2 separate regions of the Homo sapiens genome follow, and region 2 is linked to region 1. Evidence: read pairs that join two places in POLR2A ChIA-PET (ENCODE). Cell type or tissue: PC-9. All regions are shown on one strand. Links, peaks and the distances in the headings refer to the core of each region. The heading gives the core; the rest is flanking DNA.

Region 1 (11,728 bases), core at 1,752-9,751:
AACTCCTGCAAGCCGGTGCAAGCCAGCTCCAGCTCACCCCTGATTTTACTCTTTCTATTCTATCACACCTCCTTGCTTTCACATAAGCCACTTCTTCTGCTTGGAATACCCTTTTTTGCATGCCTTTTCTCTTGGCAAACTCCCACTGTTTCCCCAATAATCTAGATAATATCATTTTTTAAATCCCTCCTCTGTGAAGACAGCATGCCGTTGATTAGAATCTCAATGAGCCCTCACGACTCTATGAGCTAAATCTTGAGGGCCCCATTTTTCAGATGAGGAGGCAGGCTTGGCAAGGTCTGTCAGCTGAATGGTGAGGTTTCTGGTGGGGCCAGACTGTGTCAGGCATTGCCTTTTGCAGAGACCAGGTGCACAGATGCCTTCCCGGCATACTTGGAAGAACATTTCACTGATCGCTTGCATGTTCCCTCTCATGCCCTTGACTCAAGCATCGGGCTCCATTTCTCTGGGTTAAGCATTGCCCTGTCTGGGTAGTCTGGGTACAAGAAGCTGGGGGAGGCCCTGGGATGGAGCGGGAGAGCCGGGCAGAAGCTGGATGGGGCTGAAGAAGCCAGGAAGTTCTGGGACCCACTGCCAAAGAGCTGGGGAGCAGAGCGGGCGGGGAGGGCTGTGCATGGGGAGGTGCTGACCGCCTGCCCGCCTAGGGGAGAAGCTTCTGGAGGAATGTAAGCTATGAGGGAGAAGGGGGCAGGCAGGCCCGGGCAGTCGCAGCGTGGCCCCCTGGGGAAACTGGTGGGGGAGGGGGGACATAAGCCAGAGAAGACCCTGGTAGGGCCCTTGGCCTTGGCAGCTGCCCGCAAAGAAAGCAACCCCAGACTCATCCATCATGGGGGCTGGGAACCAAAGGGAGGGGGTACCTACTGGGGCCACGGCTGCCCAGCGAGGGCAGAGCCGCCCTCCCAGGGCTCTGCTGAGGCAGGGTGCTGGCACAGGGAAGCCATTGGGGTGTGGCAGCCAGAACTGGGTTCACACCCTGCCCAATCATTTCCTGGATGTGTGACCCCTTGGCATGGCACCTCCAGCCTGAGCCTCAGTTTCCCCTCCTGTAACTCCACCTCTCAGAGTCATGGTGTATCATACCCCGCGGGCAGTATCCAAGGTGTCTGGCCCATAGCAAGTGACAATTGGAATCATGATAATAAGAGCAGCCAGCCTCTACCGGGAGCTTCCCTAGGCTAGCACCGTGCTGTGCGCTTCCCATGGTCCCAGCCTTCAGCTTCTCAAGGCCCCTAGGAAGGGGCTAGCCCAGAGCTGCCCTGGATAGGAAAGAAAACCCAGGCACAGAGGTTCAGGGTGTTCCCAGGGTCACAGTACAGCAGTGAGTAGCTGGGAGCCTGGCCCTGAGCTGAGCTCCGGGCCCCTCAAGACAGCAGGCTCCTCAAGGGTGTGCCCCGTCTCTGAGTCTTCAGCCAGGAGCACAGGGAGCGGCAGACCACAGAGCTCAGTGGCTGCTGAATGAACAGAGATGCCTCCCAGATGTGCCGCCACCCCAGTGATCCCCCAGATTTGAGACCAGCTTGGTCCCCCACCTCCACCCAGGATCCAGGCCTCCATTGGCCAATGCAGACACAGCCCGTTTTGCCCCCACACCCAGCCTTGGCCCTGAGGGGCTATGGAGCTCAGGCACCCCGTCTCAAGCTCAGTTTCCCCACTTTGCTACTGGGTGATGGGAAGAACTCAGACGGGGTGGGAGCTCGAGGGGCTGCCTTCGGAACAGGAGCCAGAGGTGGGTGAAGGCGCTTCCTCCCTGGTGGGACTCAGGCCTGAGGACTCCCTACCACCAAATGGCTGCTTCTAAATCATCCTTACAAAATACAGAGATGACCCAAGAGTACCCGTCCCCCCAGCCCTTGGGGGACAGGGGGAAGCTGGCTGAGTAAAGACAGCCCATGGAGGGGGAGGAGAGGGCTGCAGGGAGTGAGAATGGGCAGGGAGTGACAGGGCTGCCCCCTGGTCATCAGGCCCCAGCCCTGCGTGCTCAAATGCACACACTTGAGCCCAGCCTGGGGAGGCCCTGCCAGGCCAATCTCTTCTCTCCGCATGCCCTTCCAAAGGCTGGAGCCCCAGGAGTCCTCACACCCCTGGGGCCTTGGGGGACCTCACAAATGCAGGACACAAACACAAGGCACTTTGCACATTTTATCCCATTTCCCCCTTCCATCCTCCTTGTAGGACAGGTGTATATTTCTCCCCATCTACTGATGAGAAAATCGAGCAGCCCAGAAAGGTGATGTAACTCACCCAGGGTCACATAGTAAGGAAGGAACAAAGCCAAGACCGTGACTCCTATCTGACCTGTCTGTCCTACCCCAAACCTGTATTCCGAGTACTAGAGAACTGTTTGTGACCTTTGGCTGAGAACAGTTTGTGACCACATGGCCCCTGCATCCTCCACCATGTGTACATGTGTCATGGGCTCTAGAACCTGGTCCCTGGGGAAGGAAAGAGCCATTTAGTCTCTCTGAGTCTGAGTGATGATGAAGATGGTGGTGAAGGAGGAAGGAAGTGCTCCAGGGCTAGAACAGCGGTTCCAGGTGCATGGTCAGAAAAAGACGCTGAGACTCAAGTCAAGGGGACCTGGGACCATTCCCGCATTGATATTCACAGGCTGTGTGGCCTCCAGCAAGGCACTTTCCCTCTCTGAGCCTCAGTTTTCTTGAGTGTACAGTGGAGGTGAGAATGCCTCCCTCTAGTGTTGACTTGACATGAGGGTCCAGGGACACCCATCATGCTGAGTATGTGGCACCCACTAGGTGCTCAATAATGGCTTTCTGTGTCCCCTTCCTCCACAGGATGTGAGCCCAGGACAACCTTTGTCCAAGCAGGTGGTCTTTCTGGGTGCCAAGAAGAATAGTAGGGAACTTGGTTCTGGTAGCATCCATGGCACTGCCCCAACTTCCAAAGCTGCTCAGCAAAGACTCACTGGATGTCCTCAGACCGGCCCTGGCACTGGGACAGGAGGGCAGGTAAAGCCTGCGTGAATCCCTGTGACAGCACAGGGTCTGCGGTTCCAAGCAGCCAGCCCATGAATGGGGACTGTGTTTCCTCTGAGGGGCTTCCTGGAATGACAGCAGTACCAGCTATCTCTGGAAGCCTCTGAGGAGCTGGGGGACCATGAACCCAGACATCCCAGGGTTGGGAATCAGGGGCTACTAGCCACAAGAGCCAGCCCACCCATTCCCATGTTGTCTGGTCACCTCACAGCAACCGCCAGAGATATGCAGCCCCTTCAGGGAATGGGGGCGACTGGAATTAAGTCTGGGGAATCATCTCTGGACCTCCAGGGCCTCGAACTGTGCCTGAGACCCAGGATCTGGGAGATGATGGGTGGATGATGGATGGATGGATAGATGGATGGATGAATGGTTGGATGGATGGATACATGGATGGGTGGGTGAATGAATGGGTGGATGGATATATGAGTGGGCAGATGGATGGATGAATGGATGATGGATGGATGAATGGATGGATGGATGGATGGGTGGATGGGTGGATGAATGGATGAACAGATGGGTGGGCAGATGAGTGGGTGGATGATGGGTGGATGCACAGATGGATAGATAAGTGAACGATGGATGGGTGGGTGTGTGAGTGGGTGGATGGGTAGATGGATGGGTGGGTGGACAGACGGGTTGGTGGATGGGTAGGTGGGTGGATGGGTGAATGGATGGATGGATGGATGGATGGATGGATGGATGGATGGATGAACAGATGGGTGGGCAGATGAGTGGGTGGATGGATGATGGGTGGATGGACAGATGGATAGATAAACTATGGATGGGTGGGTGGGTGAGTAGGTGGATGGGTAGATGGATGGGTGGGTGGACAGACAGGTGGGTGGATGGGTAGGTGGGTGGATGGGTGAATGGATGGATGGATGGATGGATGGATGGACGGATGAACAGATGGGTGGGCAGATGAGTGGGTGGATGGATGATGGGTGGATGCACAGATGGATAGATAAGTAAACTATGGATGGGTGGGGGGGTGAGTAGGTGGATGGGTAGATGGATGGGTGGGTGGACAGACGGGTGGGTGGATGGGTAGGTGGGTGGATGGGTGAATGGATGAATGGATGGATGTGTGAATGATAGATGGACAGATTTTAGTTCTGAAAATCCACGTTTTGAACATTTCTGTGGCAGCAGCTGTCACTGCCCATCTATACCCACTATCCCATTTCTCACTGCAAATAACAAACAGTGACTCTGCCTCTACAGCCGCAGAACATACTGGCCCAGAAGTGCCTGAAACAGCCTTCAGCCAAACACAGATGAGAGTGGAGGAAAAATAACCCAATTTCCTCCCCTTTGGAGGGGCAATGCTGAGGCTTGTTCTGTCCCTTCTCCCAGACTTCCCCAGGGGTCTGTGCCCAGCTGGCCAGAGTGCTCACCTGCTGACCGACACACCCTCCTCTTGTTGGCCTCTTTCCCTTCCTGTCTCATTTCCTGACTCATCAATCTGGACATTAGGAAATCAGCTCCCAGGTAAACTGTTTGCACTCAAATCCTTGACTTGGGGTTGGCTTTTGGGGGACCCAGCTTAAGACAACTACCTCTGCCTTTTGCCTGTTCTAGGACCTTGGACGAGTCATTCCATTTCCTGTGCCTCAGTTTCCTCACCTGTAAAATGGGGACAATTATTTAATGTTCACAGCACATCCATGTGGTTGGCACCAGGCAGGGTCCACCATGTGCCCCGCCTCACACTGGCACTGAGGGCACAGAGAAGATCAGCCCCAGTCCCTGCCCTGGAGGAACTCACCAACGACAGTGGAGAGGGTGGGTGCGAGTCCAGGCCACTGGGTTGGAAGACCCAAAGCCAAATCCTAGCTCTTCATATCTTCGCTGGGTGCCCCTGGTCAAGCGACACTTCACTCTATGCCTCAGTTTACTTTTCTGTCAAGTGGGGAGAGCACCAGAAACCACTTCATGGGGCTCTTGTGAAGAGAAGGAGAGAGAATGCAAGAGAAGTGGTCAGTACACGGCCTGACACACAGTGTGTAACAAAGGGAAGGCAGTGCTATTGTCATCATTGTCAAGAAGGAAATGCATAAAGTCATGCAAAATGTGAGCTTGTGTAACTGACAGTTCAGTTAGAAAGAGAGGGAGAGAGTCAGTGCCCTGGGAGGTCAAAGAAGAGAGTCATTAGGTGGCCTGAGAATGAAGCTGAGATAAGGAAAGCCTCATGCAGGAAAAGAATCCTTGCTGGCCTTGAATTTCACTCTTAGTCATGCACGGAAATTCCCAGCACCTGAAATTTTACTCTTAGACATGCATTCCTTTTGCTTAGCCATTGCTGTCCCAGGCCTTGAGCTACACCACCTTTGTCCCCACCCCACAACCTATGCTCCCACCACTTTCCCAGAGGGCCTCACAGTTTCCCTGGCCTTGCCATGCTGTTCCTTCTACAGGCGGCTGTGCCCTCCCCCCAGCTAAAGCTGTGGGAGGCCTTTCTGAAGCCCATTCACAGCGATCCTCTCTGGCCAGTGTGGCATGAATAGGCAGGGGGGCTGGACCAACTGCATCATGCTCCCCGTGGGGCTTGGTAAAAATGCAGGGTCCTGGGCCCTGCCTTCTCAGATTTTGTCTGGGATGGGGTCCAACCAGATTAGAAAACCACTTATTTGGCCATTCATACATGCCATATTACATATGGAGAAACTGAGGCCCAAAGAGCATACACAGGAAAGTGCCCAGACCAGAGTTTCTAATTCCCCATCAAGCCCCCACCTTCCCCTCTGGGATAAAAGCTGCCTGGTGTGGGCTTCAGCACAGCCCCCTCTGGGTCCCGCTTCAGGTGTCCCATCTGCCAGCCACCCCTGCTCAGTCTAGGGGGGGGTCACAAAGCTCCCATGGGGCCGCCAGGTGTGCAGCCCCAAAATGCCTCCAAGAGGCTCTGCCAGCGTTTGGCAGGTGACAGGACTTGGGTGCGGGGGTGGAGAGGACCCAGCCTTGAGTATTTAAATATTTGCTTTCTTACAGAATGGCATTCTTCAGAATATCAGCCAATTTGTATAGAATTAGTCAGTGCCTGGCCCCCCAGCTGCAGCACCGGGACTCCAGGGAGGAGGAATGTACCTGCAGCCTCGCCTGATGCGGAGGCTCCGGCAAGTCCCAGCACAAGATTCGCCTGCCTGCCCACGACCAGGAGGGGAGGCAGGTAGCAGCAGGGCAGACATGGATCCCAGCCACTCCTGGGCAGCCTGTGCCCCACACCAATCATAAGCTGCAGCTGCCAGAAACTTGCTCAGGAACAGCAGGGGTGAGGCCACTGACTTCACACATGTGCACGCACTCACACTCACACTCACACACATCCTGGCTGAGCAAGCCCAGGGCCAGCCCTGGCCCCTGGGTCCATGTCCCCATGGACCAGCCCAGGGACCCCTGGAAAGGGGCAAGAGATAACTGGCTGAACTCTCTGCCAGAGTTCCAGAAAAAGCCGCAGAGGTTATGCAAGAGCTAAGTTCAAATCCCAACACTACCTCTTAACTTGCTGTGTGACCTTGGACAAGATGCTTTACCTCTCTGGGCTTCACTTGCCCCATGTGTAAAATGGGAATCATAAAGTGCTTACCTGCAATCACGTACACGAATGTGCTTTCGGACACTGAAGTGCTGAATGCGCTGGGAGTCAAAGCCGTGCTACTGAGACTTCCAAACAGGTCGTGCCTCCTCTGTAATGTGCGTGTTTATGTTGATTCAATTAATAAGCACTTAGTGAGCACCTACTATGTGGTGACTTTGAGGACATTATTTCTGCTTTCTGGGCCTCAGTATCTCCACTTATAAAATGGACAAGTTAGAACACAGCCTCCAACACTCCTTCTGTAACTACCATGTTATGCATCTACAATAATCATTCATGTAAAATTCTCTCACTACTAACTAAGAGGAAAGGTAAGAAGAAAGAAAGAAGTTCTTGGCCAGGCGTGGTGGCACACATCTGTAATCCCAACACTTTGGGAGGCCGAGGTGGGCAGATCACCTGAGGTCAGGAGTTCAAGACCAGCCTGGCCAACATGGTGAAACCCCACCTCTACTACAAATACAAACATTGGCCAAGTGTGGTGGCGGGTGTCTGTAATCCCAGCTACTTGGGAGGCTGAGGCAGAATTGCTTGAACCCCAGAGGCAGAGGTTGCGGTGAGTGGATATTGTGCCACTGCACTCCAGCCTGGGCGACAGAGCGAGACTCTGTATAAAAAGAAAGAAAGAAAAAGAAAGAAAGAAAGAGAGAGAGAGAGAGAGAAAGAAAGAGAAAGAAAGAAAGAAAGAAAGAAAGAAAGAAAGAAAGAAAGAAAGAAAGAAAGAAAGAAAGGAAGAAAGGAAGGAAAAGAAAGAGAAAAAGAAAGAAAGAAAGAAAGAAAGTTCTTGAGAGGGCAATGTCCAAGCAAAAGGAATGCATATCTAAAAGTAAAATTTCGGGTGCTGGGAATTTCAGTGTAAGAATGAGAGTGAAAATCAAGGCCCCTAATATTATTTTCCTGCAAGTCTACCGCCTGTGTGGGCTTGGTGGGTTATTGAACCTTTTCCCCCTTAGTTTTTCATCTGTAAAAATGGGATAATAATACAGGTTTCACAGGGCAGCTTTTGGTGTCAAGGGGAAGCATATCTGTGATTCACAAGTTGAGCAGGATCATCCCTTTTCAAGTTTTTCTCCTTCTTCTTCAAGTAACTCTGTCCTTTCCCATTCATTCATTCACTTACTCTGCACATGCACTGAGAACCATGAATCACTGGGTATTATTCTTAGAGGGGGTTATGGCCAGGAGCCCAGCGGACGGGGCCCCTGCTCTTCAAGGTCTCACTTTCCAGTCGGAGGAGACAAGGAAAGGCAAGAAATAAAACTGAGACACGGGGTGACATGACAGAGTGGGACCATGGGGCCTTGGGGGAAGTAACATTGCAGCTGAGATCTCAGTTATTTTGTTGTTGTTGTTGTTTTTTATTATTGAGACGGAGTCTTGCTCTGTCACCCAGGCTGGACTGCAGTGGCGCAATCTCAACTCACTGCAACCTCTGCCTCCTGGGCTCAAGCAATTCTCCTGCCTCAGCCTCCCAAGTAGCTGGGATTACAGGCACACACCACCACACCCAGCTAGGTTTTGTTGTTGGTTTTTTTCTTTTTGGTTTTTGGGTTTTTTTGTTTTTTGTTGTTGTTGTTGTTGTTGTTTAGTGAAGACAGGGTTTCACGACGTTGGCCAGGCTCGTCTCAAACTCCTGACCTCAGGCGATCCGCCCACCTTGGCCTCCCAAAGTAGAGATCTCAGTTACAAGCAAGAGCAGCATGCAAGGATCAGGGGAGAGAATCTCCAAGCCAAGGGGAAGTCTGTACGAAGGTCCTGAGGCAGGAAGCAGCTTGGGGAGCCTTAGGATCCGAAAGACAGGTGGCTGGAGCTTGTCAAGTGAACAATGAGGTTAAAGAGGAAGCTCACATCAGGCCTTGGAGGTGGTTAACCGCTGCCCCCAACAGGTCTTCATTCTTGCCAGCATCTCCTTCACCCATTTCCTTGATGGCACAAGGCCCAGGACCCAGGCATCAAAGACCACCGTCTCCTCCAAGGAAGCAGGTCAAACACTCCAGATTCTCTCACGGCCATCTTAACTTTCCCTGGATTTATGAGCACTGTCTCTTTTTCCCAAGGATGAGAAGCCCCATGCCGGGGTGGGGAGAGACCCTGATGAGTTTCCTCCTAGGAGCGGGGATGCCGTGGGCAGGAATGTGGGCCCCTCTGGGAGCCTTTCAGGCCAAAGTCAGATCTTGAAAAGGCTCAGCCCCACGGGTGGGGATTAGACAGGCTGCAGGGAAGGACTGGGATTACAGCAAATCCCTGAATCACAAAGCCAGGCAGGGCTCCCCCTGCCCTCGCTGCTGCCCCGGAAAGCCCCCTCAGCTGACCCCAACCCCAGTTGGGGGCTGAGCCTTTGTCCCTTCCTGTCCATCAGCTCAGAGAGCTAAGGAGGTAAGACTTCAAGCCAAGGCCCTGGGGACTAGGAGGTCCCAATACGGCCACCCCAACCCTTTTTCTTTCTATCTCATGACCTGAATGCTAGTCTTTCCCTCAAAGGTTTCCAGGCCTATAACCTCGAAAGCAGTGTTCATCCTACAGCCAGATGTGACTCCTGAGCAGCCCAGTTTTCACCCGGCATACACCCTATTCCAAACTGGAAGATTTTTCTGTAAGGTCTAATATACAAACATGTGTTCAAGTCATAAATCTACACTCAATGAGTTCTCACAAACTGAATGCATTCATGTAAGAAGCACTCAGAAACCCCCTTCCGGCCCCTCCTGGCCACTCCATCCGGGCCTGCCCAAGGAAAACCACTATCCTGATTTCTATTATTATAGATTGGCTTGGCCAGTCTTTGTATTTTATATGAACGGAGTCACACAGTATGTGTTGTCTGGTGCAGCTTCTTTTGGTCAAGATGTTTGTGAGCTTCATCCACACTGTTGTCTGTAGTGATGGTTTGTTCCTTCTCATTGCTGTATACTATTCTATCCTGGGACTATATCATAATCTACTGTTGATGGGATTTGAGCCATTTCCACAAAAATGAATGCATTCATTATTTGCTGCCGCATAACAAATTATCCCACAAACAACAAGAAATGTTTATTATTTCATCATTTCCAGGGTCAGGAATTCAGAAGCAACTTACGGAGTGGTTTTGACCCAGGTCTCTCCTGAGATTGCAGTCTAGCTGTCAAGCAGGACTGCAGTCATCTGAAGGCTTGACTGGGGCCGGGGAGAGGGGAGAGATCTGCTTCCAATACAGCTCCCTGCCATGGCTATCGGCAGGAGGCCTCAGTTCCTTGCCAGGTGGGCCTCTCCATAGGACTGCTTGAGTATCCTCATGACATGGCAGCTGGCTTCCCCCAGAGTAAGTGAAGCAAAAGAGAAGAAGGAGGAAGCCACAATGCCTTCTGTGACCTAGTCTTGGAAGTCACACACATCTGCCATATTCTATTCATTGGAAGTGAGTCACTAGGCCCATACTCAAGGGGAGGAGGATTAAACCACCTCCTGAAGAGACTATTAAAGAATGTATAAACATATCTTAAAACCATCACAACAAACAAATCTTTTTTGCATCAAGTTCAAGGTCCCTGGTCCTGGGGAGTGAGGCTGACATTTCCTCCTCCAGTTCAACCAACCCTGAGGGGACGATGGCTCCATGGGAAAGGCATGCTCAGGTTCTGGTCTCAGCTTGGCCAAGACCCTCTCTGAGCCCCAAGTTCCTCCTCTGAAAAATTGAGATAACAAGAGTGCCCACTTAGGGCACTTTGGGGGCTAGAATTCCCCAGAGAAGTCATTTGTCCCTGAATTCCATTCCCTGACGGCACTTATTTTATAATCTTTAGTGTGAACTCAAGACAAAGGCTTTTAGAAGATTCAAAATAAGTCAGGCAAATCTTCTTGCAGAAACTCCCCTGTCTTTCCTGCCTCCCTTAATGGCCCCACCCACTATCCTGCTTCCAGTCAATGCACCTGCTGTGGAGCTGAGACCTCAACCACGTGGGACCCAAACTCCCCGTGGACCCTGCTTGTGCCCAGATGCCAGCCTGGCTGTCCACCACTCGGTCCTTCCTCTCAAGCACCTGCTTTTTGCCAGGCACTGTGTAGATGCCACCAACACATAGCAAAGGCAAGAACACACCTCCTACCTTGCAGAGCCGACCTATCAACAGAGAAGGCAAATATGGTGAGAATTGCTGCAAGGGCCGAGGACCAGTGCATTGAGAGCTGAGACCTGGGCACCTGGTCTTGCCAAGGTAGAGAGGTGGGGAGGGGAGGATCCCTGGAGCTGGTCTCTGAGGGCTGAAGCCCAGGAAGGGGACCAGGAACCTGGCATTAGAGAAGAGACAGCAAGAGTCACTGTAGTGCCACCCGAGGCTGGAAAGGTGGCAGGGCCCAGACCCCACAGCTGACAGGCCAGGTGCTTGGGCTCTAGCCTGAGGGCAGGGGAGGTTGCAGACACGTTTTAAGCCAAGAAATAATGTAACTCGTTTTGTGTTTTTAAACTTGCAAGGAACACATTCTTCAGCACGTTCCTGGTTCCCCTAGAAATGCTGGCCGTTCCTGCCTGGCCAAGGAGACATCCACGACAAGGGAACCCGTTCCTGGACTTTTCCTGGCTGTGTAATCTAAGCCAGGTCGCTTATCTACTCCGTGCCTTGATTTCCCCAGCGGATAAGATCGACCCTCCAGGGTTTCCAACTGAAACCAATGGGGAAAATATACTGAGCCCCTGCCTGGGTGCCTGGCATATGGACTGTGTCACAGATGACAGGCCTCACAGCCCCCCAACCCCAGCTTGTCTCCTCTGCCCCATCCTCAGAGGCTTCCGGGGCACCAGAATGGATTCCTCTTCCCCCACCCTGCCAGTGCTTTGGCAAGGAGGCTTCTGTGCATGGCTTCACGTCCTGTCCTGTTTGTTCCTCCTGAGTCACCCACCCTCTTCACCCAACTCCCAGGGACTGACTGTGCGATGGTATCACGTGAATTCAACCAGTTCGACTCCAAGCACATCTGCCAGGCTGTGGAAGGAAGGCATCGCTGAAGATAGAATTATTCTGGCCCACTCACCACTGCTGTCATGTTTTAGGGCCTCAGTCAGTGGCAGGCACTGTGCCAGGCTCTTGATCTGTGTGATCACCTTTAATCCTCACAATAACCTGGGATTTAACTCCATCTT
Region 2 (11,728 bases), core at 2,284-10,283, 160 kb after region 1:
ATGGCGAAACCCCGACTCTACTAAAAATACAAAAAATTAGCCAGGCGTGGTGGCAGGCGCCTGTAGTTCCAGCTACTCGGGAGGCTGAGGCAGGAGAATGGCATGAACCTGGGAGGCAGAGCTTGCAGTGAGCTGAGATCACGCCACTGTACTCCAGCCTGGGCAACAGAGCGAGACTCCATCCCAAAAAAAAAAAAAAAAAAAAAAAAGGTAAGTAAAACGTTTTCCTGAGTTCTATGAGTTGTTCTAGCTAATAATCAAACCTAAGAAGGGCCATGGGAATCCCAAAATTTGTAGTCTACTGGGCAGAGGTATAGGTAGCCTAGGCACTGCATTTGTAGCTGCTGCCTAAAGTGAGGGCAGTCTTCCAAGACTGAGCCCTTAAGCTGTGGGGTGGGAGTATCAGAATTAAACTGTTAGTATCAGAACTGAATTTTCTTTTTCTGACACCACATTCACTCTAATCCAAAACACACTAAAAGTAAAGTTGCCTTCATGTGAAATACGTTTGCCCCTGAAGTAACCCATTTTCATACTTAGGATACAAGAAAGAAGAGGCACTACAGGAATCAAGAGAATGACCCAATTTCACAATCTTCCTTATCAGTTCAACAGAAGGACTAGTCTGGTTGTAGGATTAAACAGAATAAAATCAAAACTACTTGTCTCTCCTGTCAAATCCAGCCACTTTGGAAAATGCAGCTTATATAACCTTCTGCTGTAAGTTATAGTAGCATATCTAACGTACAATTTTTTAAACACCTACCCATGCATGTGATTTTTAGGCAACCAAAAGTACTCAAACCACAGCAATGTATTCCATGCATTCACACACGTATGCAAGTGTGCTAACAAACTGTCTTGTTTGCAGAACTTCTTGTTTGCTTCTATATCACAGAAGACATGTAACAAAAAGCATACAGCTGGCCTTATATGTTTGTTAGAAATGCTTGTTCCGACCGGGTGCGGTGGCTCACACCTGTAATCCCAGCACTTTGGGAGGCCGAGGCGGATGGATCACGAGGTCAGGAGATCGAGACCATCCTGGCTAACATGGTGAAACCCCGACGCTACTAAAAATACAAAAAAATTAGCCGGGCGTGGTGGCAGGCGCCTGTAGTCCCAGCTACTCGGGAGGCTGAGGCAGGAGAATGGCGTGAACCCGTGAGGCAGAGCTTGCAGTGAGCCGAGACCGCGCCACTGCACTCCAGCCTGGGCAACAGAGCGAGACTCCATCTCAAAAAAAAAAAAAAAGAAAGAAAAAAAAAGAAATGCTTGTTCCTCAGTGCCGTAAAGAAATAGCACTTGAACATAAATTTAATTTTCTCAGCAAGGCCATTTATACCTTCTGCAGAAAGGATACACTTGCCAGCAGTTTTGCCACAAAAGTACACCGAGCAAAGGAGACAGGGTCATTTATAACCTGACGTGTCTATCCTACTGCTGTGTCCGGTTTTTATTGGCTGGAACGGGACCTCACGTTTTGTATTTGTCCTGATAGGCTAGCAACTTACAACTTTTAAAAAGAGGCAAAGAAGGCCAGGCGTGGTGGCTCACGCCTGTAATCCCAGCATTTTGGAAGGCCGAGGCAGGCGGATCACGAGGTCAAGAGATCAAGACCAGCCTGGCTAACACAGTGAAACCCTGCCTCTGTTAAAAATACAAAAAAATCAGCTGGGCGTGGTGGTGGACGCCTGTAGTCCCAGCTACCTGGGAGGCTGAGGCAGGAGAATGGCATGAACCTAGGAGGCGGAGCTTGTAGTGAGCCAAGATCATGCCACTGCACTCCAGCCTGAGCAACAGAGCGAGACTCTGTCTCAAAAAAAAAAAAAAAAAAAAAAAAAAAAAAAAAAAAAAGAGGCAAAGGCAGAGGACAACAAAGGAAGGAGGAAGTAACTTGTGGAATGCTGAGAAAGGTAAAAATACCTTTAAACAGGCTATGACCTAATGCTTGCTTGGACCAGTATAAGCATGCCAGGGCAAATATTTAGGCTAAATTGTGGGAGCTAAGAACATAAAGTACACTGATTTATTTATTACAGCTAGCAGATATTTAAGAATGTTAGCAAAGGTCTTTGAATAAATTTTGCTTTTAAGAGAAGTTACTATTTATTTCTGATTAGATGTGGGGGAAGTCTTTGAAGAGGAATCTCTACTTTACTTTTTACATGTTCAATTAAGAATACAACATTGCTTAGAAAATCCTACCCAGAGGCTGGGCACAGTGGCTCAAGCCTACAATCCCAGCACTTTGAGAAGCCAAGGAAGGTGGATTGCTTGAGGCCAGGAGTTTGAGAACAACCTAGGCAACGTGGCAAAACTGCGTCTCTACCAAAAATACAAAAATTAGCTGGGCATGGTGGCATGCGCCTGTGGTCCCAGCTACTTGGGAGGCTGAAGATCATCCGAGCCCAGGAGACGGAGGTTGCAAGTAAGCCAAGATTATGCCACTGCACTCCAGCCTGGGCAACACAGGGAGATGCTATCTCAAAACAACAACAACAAAAACAAACAAACAAAAAAACCTCTACCAAGGCTGGGTGTGGCGGCTCACGCCTGTAATCCCAACACTTTGGGAGGCCAAGGCAGGAGGATCACTTGAGCCCAGCAAATCAAGACCAGCTTGGGCAACATGACAAAATCCCATCTCTACAAAAAATTAAAAAAAAAAAAAAAAAAAAAAAAAAGTGGTGGCATGTGCCTGTAGTCCCAACTACTGGGGAGGCTGAGGGGAGAAACCACCTGAGCCAGGAAGGTCAAGGCTACAGTGAGCTGTAGTCACACCACTGCACTCCAGCCTGGGTAAGAGAACAAGACCCTGTTTCGGCCAAGCGTGGTGGCTCACGCCTATAATCCCAGCACTTTGGGAAGCTGAGGCGGGCAGATCACTTGAGGTCAGGAGTTCGAGACCAATCTGGCCAACATGGTGAAACCCAGTCTCTACCAAAAATACAAAAATTTGCCAGGTGTGATGGCGCTCACCTGTAGTCCCAGCTATTTGGGAGGGTGAGGCAGGAGAATTGCTTGAACCCAGGAGGCAGAGGTTGCAATGAGCCGTGATTGTGCCACTGCACTCCAGCCTGGGGACAGAGTGAGATTCTGTCTCAAAAAAAAAAAAAAAAAAAAAAAAGGAATAAAATGGAGATTACAATAAGATGTTTTCCTCAAAATACTCAAGACTTGTAGATCTACTCATTCATCTACTCATTCATTCAACAAGCCTTTACTAAGTACCTACCACGTGCCAAGCTTTGTCCTATACGTAGGCACACCCCACAATTCACATAACAAAGTTCACGCCCTCTTGGAGCAACAATTCCAGTGGGGTACACAGACAATAAACAAGCATCACCCCCTACATATTCTTCCTTCAATAATACTACCAACTGACATCCTTACATGTAACTTTCTCATTCTAGTCTCTTAACTAAGAAACAGCAGGTGGCCAGAACACAGCACAAGCTGAAGCCAGCATGGCACCTGAGCACAAGACCAAGTTCTCCAAGAACCTGCTGTACATGAAGTTCATGCAAAGAAGACTGGACTCAGAAACTAAGAAATGACTAGAAGAGGAAGAAAATAAAATTAGTTAAGAGCACTGGTACTCAGATTTGCCAGAGCTTAATAAGTAAAGAATTTCATAACAGAAGAGCAGCATCTCTTGTTATGTGAAGATCATTTCTATGGAAGGAATTTCATTCATCAGATTTACTCCTGAGGTTGAGAAATTAGTGCTTCAGGTGAATACTAAGAACAAAGCAGAAATTGAAGATGAAACAGTGGAATTTTACGTGTCAGATGAAGAAGAAATGGCTAGAAGAAATGGCTAGAATATGAGACCTTGGTGGGGACAACAGGAAAAAAGTCTGCCAAAAAGGGAGATCAAGCCAATTATGAAGACAATGAAAATGGAGACCTACAACTAATTAAAGCAAAGAAAATGTTCTTAAAGCCCCGGGATCAAAATACAGAACTTAAGAGATGGCTCAGAGATGCCTTGTGAAAGTTAGCAGCATGTTTTGTAACTAGTTCTGATGGTGCCTCTATAGTTATTAATACTATAACGTTTATTTGTAAAGAGATGTATAATTTTGGAAACATGCTGTTTTTGAAACAGATGTGTAATGGATGTCATACATCCTCTGCTAAATGGTACTGAGTGGATTTTTAGCCCTTGATCTTCAAATATACAGGTTTCCTAAAGATTTTTTTTGTTTTTGAGACAGGGTCTCACCCTGTCACCTAGGCCAGAGTGGAGTGGCTCAATCACAGCTCACTGCAGCGTCAACCTTCCTGGGCTCAAGGGATCCTCCCATCTCAGCCAAATCTTGGGTGTCTGGCCTTACAACTCACCCTATTTTCAAGCTACCCTTCCACTACAAAACCTCTCCTTCTCTGAGACCTTTCCTAACTAGTCTAGGTATTGAAACTGCCCCAACCGCCTGACCACCTGCTATGTTTGTGTCCCAAAATTCATAAGCTGACACCTGATCACCAGTGTGACGTTGTTAGAAGGTGAGACTGCTGGGAGGTGATTAGGTCCAGAGGGCAGAGTCCCCTCATCCCCAAATGGGATTAGTGGCCTTATAAGACACCCCAGAGAGCTCCCCTACCCCTTGCACCATGCAAGAAGACACAGCAAAAAGGAACAAACTGGTATGGGCGCAGTGGCTCAGGCCTGTAAACCCAGCACATTGAGAGGCCGAGGCAGGCGGATCATCTGAGGTCAGGCGTTCGAGACCAGCCTGGCCAACTTGGTGAAACCCTGTCTCCACTAAAAATACAAAAATTAGCCGGTGGCGCATGCCTGTAACCCCAGCTACTCAGGAGGATCGCTTGCTTGGGAGGTAGAGGTTGCAGTGAGCTGAGAGCACCAAAGCGAACTTGGGAGGCGGAGGTGGGAGTGAGCTAAGATCACCACTGCACTCCAGCCTGGGAAACAGAGTGAGACCGTCAAAAAAAGAAAAAGAAGAAAAGAAAAAACCAGCATCTATGAACCACAAAGCAGGCCCTCACCAAACATCAAATACGCCAGCACCCCAATATTGTCCTTCCCAGGATGCAGAACTGTGATAAGTTTCTGTCGTTTACAAGCTACCCAGTCTATGGTATTGTTAAAGAAGCCTAAACGGACTAAACAGAACCCATGGCAAGGCCCTTCTTCTTGCCTTCTCAAACCTTCTCATGCTCCGTTCCCCTGTACTCTCCATGCTCTAGCTACACAGGTCTCTTACCTCCCCAGACGTGCCAGGCTCTGTCCTGCCTTCAGGTCTTTTTTGGCCCAATCTCTGCTCACCACAACCTCCGCCTCCCAGGTTCAAGCGATTTTCCAGCCTCAACTTCCTGAGTAGCTGGAATTACAGGCATGTGCCACCACACCCGGCTAATTTTGTATTTTTAGTAGAGACGGGGTTTCTCCATGTTGGTCAAGCTGGTCTCAAACTCCCAACCTCAGGTGATCCGCCCACCTCGGCCTCCCAAAGTTCTGGAATTACAGGTGTGAGCCACTGCACCCGGCCATGCCTTGAAGTCTTTACCAACAACACTCCTGCCCCTGCTCTTAAAGCTTTTGGCTTCTCACTCTCCAGATCTCAGCTCGAATCATCATCTCCTCCAAAAGTCCTCCCCTGACCACATTATCCAGGGCAATAGTACCCTCCCTCCTTACACTCCTTTCATATTACCTTATTTCCTTTATTGTAAGGTCATAATCTATAATTATCTTGTTTATCTGTCATATGGCAGTAGAAACAGACTTTTAAAAATAAGGAAATCTCCATAAAGGTAATAACTGCTGTATGCCCACAAAATAGCTCAATACCAGTCACACAGGACACACTCACCGAATAAATGAATCACAGGAGTAATTAACCATGTTATTTTTAGTCACATATGCTTACTTTATTCTAATAGATTTTTTTTTTTGGAGACAGGGTATCACTCTGTCACCTAAGCTGCAGCACAGTGGCGCAATTTCAGCTTACTGCAACGTCTGCCTCCCACGCTCAAGCGATTCTCCTGCCTCAGCCTCCCAAGTAGCTGAGACTACAAGCATGCACCACCTCACCTCACCCAGCCCCTCTAATAGATTTTAAGCTCTCTGAGAGAACAACTAGGCTTATACTTCTTTATTCCCCGTCCCAATGCAGCCAATACAATACTGAACAGTATATTAAGGGCAAGAAAAAATAAAATTCTTAAATGTCTTTTACAACTTTGTTGACTAAAGTAGTAATATGAAAAAAACGCCCAGGCACAGAGGCCTGTAATCCCAACACTTTGGGAGGCCAAGGTGGGTCAATTATTTGAGGTCAGCAGCTCAAGACAAGCCTAGCCAACATGGTGAAATCCCGTCTCTGCTAAAACTACAAAAAATTAGCCAGGCATGGTGGCGCACACCTGTAATCCCAGCTACTCGGGAGGCTGAGGCTTGAGAATCGCTTGAACCCGGGAGGAGGTTGCAGTGAGCTGAGATCATGCCACTGCACTCCAGCCTGGTTGACAGAGACTCTGACCCCTCCCCCGCCCCCCAAAAAAAGACGAGATTTTTAAAGACAAGCAAATATGGGTTCCAATCTTAGCTCCACCTCAATGTGTACGATCCTGGCAAGTTACTTCACTTCTATGCCTTAACTTTCTCGTCTACAAATTGACATCTAATTCACAAGACCACTACAGAGAAATGAGGTAATGTATATAAAGCAACTGGTACACACACCACCTAGCAGAGAGTAAATACCTAATATGGCACCTTATTCTTACGCAAAATTAAAATCTGCAGAAACAGCCCTAAAAAGGTCAGAACAGTTGTTAAGTAAAAGCATCTAAATATCATGAATAAGAGGGAACTCAGAAAAATCCTTGCTTCTCCTAGGGAGGGTTATTTGCTAATTTTATCAATCCTTTCAGAAATCCCTTCATTCCAATCTCAAAGAGCAATTTAATTTAATAAGTGTCACATTTGTAGCCAAGAGATTCAAAATATTACAGAAAGGGCTGTAAACCACCTCGCCCTATTTTAAGAGACGAAATAACCTAATCACACAGCAAGTATTTCTCAAGTCTCTAACATGCCCAAGGAAGACGACAGAGTTGCAGTAAAGGGCATATGCTTTCAATCAAGCAGCCCTAAAGCTCAGATTCCCATTCTTGTGTGATTTTGGGCAAGCTACTTAAAACTCTTTTAAGCCTCGTTTCCTTTGTAAAACAGAGACAATAGTATCACCATCACAGGTTGTCAGTCACTCTGCAAAGAGCACTTAACACTCAACTATGAACTCTTACTATCAACGTGAAATAATCCAAATATGCAGGCAATTTAGCGGTGGCTCACGCCTGTAATCCCAGAATGCACGCCTGTAATCCCAGAATGCCGAGGTGGGTGGATCACCTGAGGTCAAGTTCGAGACCAGCCTGACCAACATGGTGAAACCCTGTCTCTACTAAAAATATGAAAATTAGCCAAGCGTGGTGGCAAGTGCCTTTAATCCCAGCTACTCAGGAGGCTGAAGCCAGAGAATTGCTTGAACCCCGGAGGCAGAGGTTGCAGTGAGATTGCGCCACTGCACTCCAGGCTGGGCAACAGAGTGAGACTCTCAAAAAAAAAAAAGAATCTTCTCTAGGCAATCTTCTATAGCAGGCTGTGTTCTAAACTCCATCAAAGTGAAAGTCAATTATACACCCCTGAAAACAAAATAAGAGCACTCACAAGGCCAGGCGCAGTGGCTCACACCTGTGATCCCAGCACTTTGGGAGGCCGAGGCAGGCAGATCTTCTGAGGTCAGGAGTTCCACACCAACCTGGCCAACATGGCAAAACCCGTCTCGACTAAAAATACAAAAATTAGCAGGCACGATGATGCACACCTGTACTCCCAGCTACACAGGAGGCTGAGACAGGAGAACTCCTTGAACCCAGGAGGCAGAGGCTGTGGGTGAGCCAAGATCATGTCATTATACTCCAGCTTGAGTGACAGAGCGAGACTCTATCTCAAAAAATTTTAAAAAAAGAGCATTCACAAGAGTATTTGATTAGAAGGGAAGAAAGATTACAGTAAGATTTTCCCTCAAAATATTAGGAAAACACAAGGTTTTTTGTTTTTTTGTTTTTTTAATGCCCTACACATACATTTCCACTTCAGGTAATTTATCCAAAAAGAAGGAAATACTTTATCAAGAAACAATGAGATGCTGTATCATCAAAACAGTTAATGTAACAAAAAAAAAACAAGTAATAATACACCACAGGATGAAATGTTATACATACTAAAGATGACTGTGAAGGCCTGGCGCAGTGGCTCACGCCTGTAATCCCAGCACTTTGGGAGGCCAAGGCAGGAAGATCATAAGAGGTCAGGAGTTCCAGACCAGCCTGGTCAACATGGCAAAACCCCATCTCTACTAAAAATACAAAAAGTAGCCGGTGTGGTGGCTCGCACCTGTAATCCCAGCTACTCGGGAGGCTGAGGCACAAGAATCACTTGAACCCGGGAGGCGAAGGTTCCAGTGAGCCATGATGGCATCACTGCATTCCAGCCTGGATGACAAGAGCAAGACTCTGTCTCAAAAAAAAAAGTTGTGAAGGTTACCAACAAAGTAATACAATGTTATTAAAAGCACATAACTGTTAAATCCTTTTTTTGTCCTAAAGGGGAAAAAAGCGCAAAAGAAATTTAACAGTAGTTGTGCTGGTATGTGTGCAGTTGAAGAACAAGATCCCAAGCACCTAACAGACCCTCTCTATCTAATTAGGACACAAGTTAGGACCTAAAACATCTGTTAAAATAGAGTAGGTTCTTGGAAGAACGAAATCCTATTAACTTATTACAAAAGTTATCTAAGTAAGATATCTAAATGCCTACTACAGCATTACACTGGGTAACAGAAATCTTGCCTTCAAAGGCCTTTAACACATTTCAATAATTTACTAAATGCCTACTCTGTACCAAATTCTATGCTAGAAAGTTCATCATACATCATCTAGTATACTTTACTGGTTATAAGGAGAAGAGGCTAACAACTGTAGTAGTCTCAGATTGCTACAATTTTACACTATGAAATATGAGTGCCACAGATTTTCAGAGTAAACATGGGAGAGTAATCTAAAATAATGTGAAAATAAATCTCTAGTTAGATAGGAGTATCAGGAGAAAAGGCACAAGCAAGCATGCAAAGTGGAAAAAAGAAACAAACAAAAAAAAACTATGAGTCCAAGTCATATAGACTCTAAAAGCTAAGCAGAACAGTCACTTCTTCCATATCCATGAACAGTGTTTTAGGAGTATCAATATTGTGCCTGTATTCCAAGGTGGGCTGCCAAAGACAACCAGATAGTCAAGGAAGTCAGCTAAGAAACTAGGGTAATAATCTAAGATTGAAATGGAGGATCTGCCCTGCGGTAGTAGCATAGAAATAGAGAATAGGTCATCAGGTTGGAGGTGGAGTGTTTAAGGACAAAGTTATAAAGACGTTTTTTGGTTTGAAAAATTAGAGGATAGGTTTGTACCATAGACAAATGGATAAGTTCGGAAAAAATCTTTTTTTTTTTTTTTTTTTTTTTTTTTTTTTTTTTAAATAGAGCCACGGTCTCACTATGTTGACCAGGCTACCAGGCTCGTCTCAAACTGCTGGCCTCAAGCAATCCTCCCACCTAGGTCTCCCAAACTGCTGGGATTACAGGCATGAGCCACCATACCCAATCAGAAAAAAACTCTTAAGATCAGGCAACTTATGTTCTTATACATGCACCAAAAAGACAAATCTTTTCAGAATCAGCACAGAGTAATTTGGTCGTAAGTCTACAAGAATGAAATCATGCCAGCCTATATCAGAAATCCTAAACAAGCAGACATTTGCAGCATAAAATAAGTCACTACATTACCTAGGCAGCAAACGTGACAAATTCAGAACCTTTCTTTTAAAAGTTATGAGGTGAGATGCCAACTACAAAACAAACTATGATTATTTAGACTTTCTTTGTTCTAGCTGATGAGGTAGAAGTACCTACATTCAGATTCTCAAACAATTTGTCTTATAAACCACAAGCCATTTTTTAAATGGGTCAAACAGCCAGGCATGGAGGCTCACGCCTGTAATCCCAACACTTTGGGAGGCCAAGGCAGGCACATCATTTAAGGCCAGGAGTTTGAGACCAGCCTGGCCAACGTGGTGAAACCCCGTGTCTACTAAAAATACAAAAATTAGCTGGGTATGGTGGCACATGCCTGTAGTCCCAGCTACTCGGGAGGCTGAGGCAGAATTGCTTGAACCCAGGAGGCAGAGGTTGCAGTGAGCCAAGATCACGCCACTGCACTCCAGCCTGGGTGACAGAGTAAGAATCCGTTCTCCAAAAAAAAGAAATAAATAAAATAAAAAAGGGTGTTCCATAGGGGTGATGGGGAGGATGAAACGTCATCAAACAAGTTTAAGAAACATCAAGTTAGGCCGGGCGCAGTGGCTCACGCCTGTAATCCCAGCACTTTGGGAGGCTGAAGGGGGCGGATCACTTGAGGTCAGGAGTTCGAGACCAGCCTGGCCAACACGGTCTCCACTAAAGTGGAGATGGCCAACATCTCCACTAAAAATACAAAAATTAGCCGGGCATGGTGGCGGGCACCTGTAATCCCAGCTACTCAGGAGGGTGAGGCAGGAGAATTGCTTGAACCCGGGAGGCAGAGGTGGCAGTGAGCCAAGATCATGCCACTGCACTACAGCCTGGCTGATAGAGCAAGACTCCATCTCAAAAAAAAAAAAAAAAAAAAAAAAAAAAAGAAAGAAACATGAAGTTAAACTGATTGACCGTCTAACTTCCCTAACCCTTTAAAATAAACTTATATACATTATGATTTCCAGGATGAAGATATAATAAAGGGTTTCTTTTTTTTTTTTTTTCCTGAGACAGAGTTTTGCTCTTGTTACTCAGACTGAAGTGCAGTGGTGCAATCTCGGCTCACTGAAACCTCCACCTCCCGGGTTCAAGCGATTCTCCTGCCTCAGCCTCCTGAGTAGCTGGGATTACAGGCACATGCCACCACACCTGGCTAATTTTTTGTATTTTTAGTAGAGACGGGGTTTCACCATGTTGGCCAGGCTGGTCTCGAACTCCTGACCTCAGGTGATCCGCCCGCCATGGCCTCCCAAAGTGCTGGGATTACAGGCGTGAGCCACTCTGCCCGGCTGGGTTTCTAATTTATCTGACACCCAAGCCCATGGAAATGTCTTTCAGATATTCTGAAACACACTAAGCCACACAGGCCTTACTCTAAAATTATCCCCTACCCTCATCTTTACTAGCTTATCAACTATTAGGATGATCTAACATTTCCTTTGCCCCTATGATGAACAGAGCAAATAAACAGCACGAATAAAATAGCAAAATAAAAAAACACTGATATCCATAGAACTATCCTTTCAAGTTATAAACCAAACTTTACACATTCTAAAATCTAATCACTTATTTTAAAATCTTGTTAATCTTAAACCCTATAATAAAAATGTTTTTTAGGCAAGCAAGTGATATGAATGTATTAATTCCATTTCAGAATTTATCTAAAACTGAGTTCTTCTCCAATAGTATTCAGCTAATGAAACAAATACTAGTAAAGTTGTAATGAAAATCCCTGAAACCAGAGATAAGTGTTATTCAAGTAACATTATTCTTTCACTTCCCACTCCTCTTCATCTGCTTTTATATAGATTAAAAACAAACTAAAAATATTACAAATACTCCT

Evidence for each region. Peaks named below come from ENCODE experiments on the same cell type or tissue, not always from the same donor. Only the 100,000 strongest peaks of a DNase experiment are listed, where the experiment ranks them.
Region 2: POLR2A ChIA-PET joins it to region 1 with 13 read pairs; 2 of 35 experiments call an interaction of 5 or more read pairs at or near these places.

The regions. Positions count from the first base shown.
Region 1 is chr1:22,223,138-22,234,865 of GRCh38, reverse strand. No RefSeq gene overlaps it. Among named protein-coding and RNA genes, the nearest start is that of MIR4418, 37 kb to the left of the region's middle. RefSeq lists enhancers at 1,386-1,932, 1,933-2,481, 5,321-5,954. In PC-9, for the core only: no CTCF peak of the experiment used is centred there; DNase peaks (open chromatin) are centred at 2,345, 5,195 and 6,015; H3K27ac peaks cover 2,567 bases.
Region 2 is chr1:22,060,573-22,072,300 of GRCh38, reverse strand. All of the region lies in intron 1 of CDC42 (cell division cycle 42), which reads right to left. It also overlaps the pseudogene MPHOSPH6P1. Among named protein-coding and RNA genes, the nearest start is that of CDC42, 14 kb to the right of the region's middle. RefSeq lists enhancers at 9,973-10,473, 10,474-10,974. In PC-9, for the core only: no CTCF peak of the experiment used is centred there; no DNase peak of the experiment used is centred there; H3K27ac peaks cover 76 bases.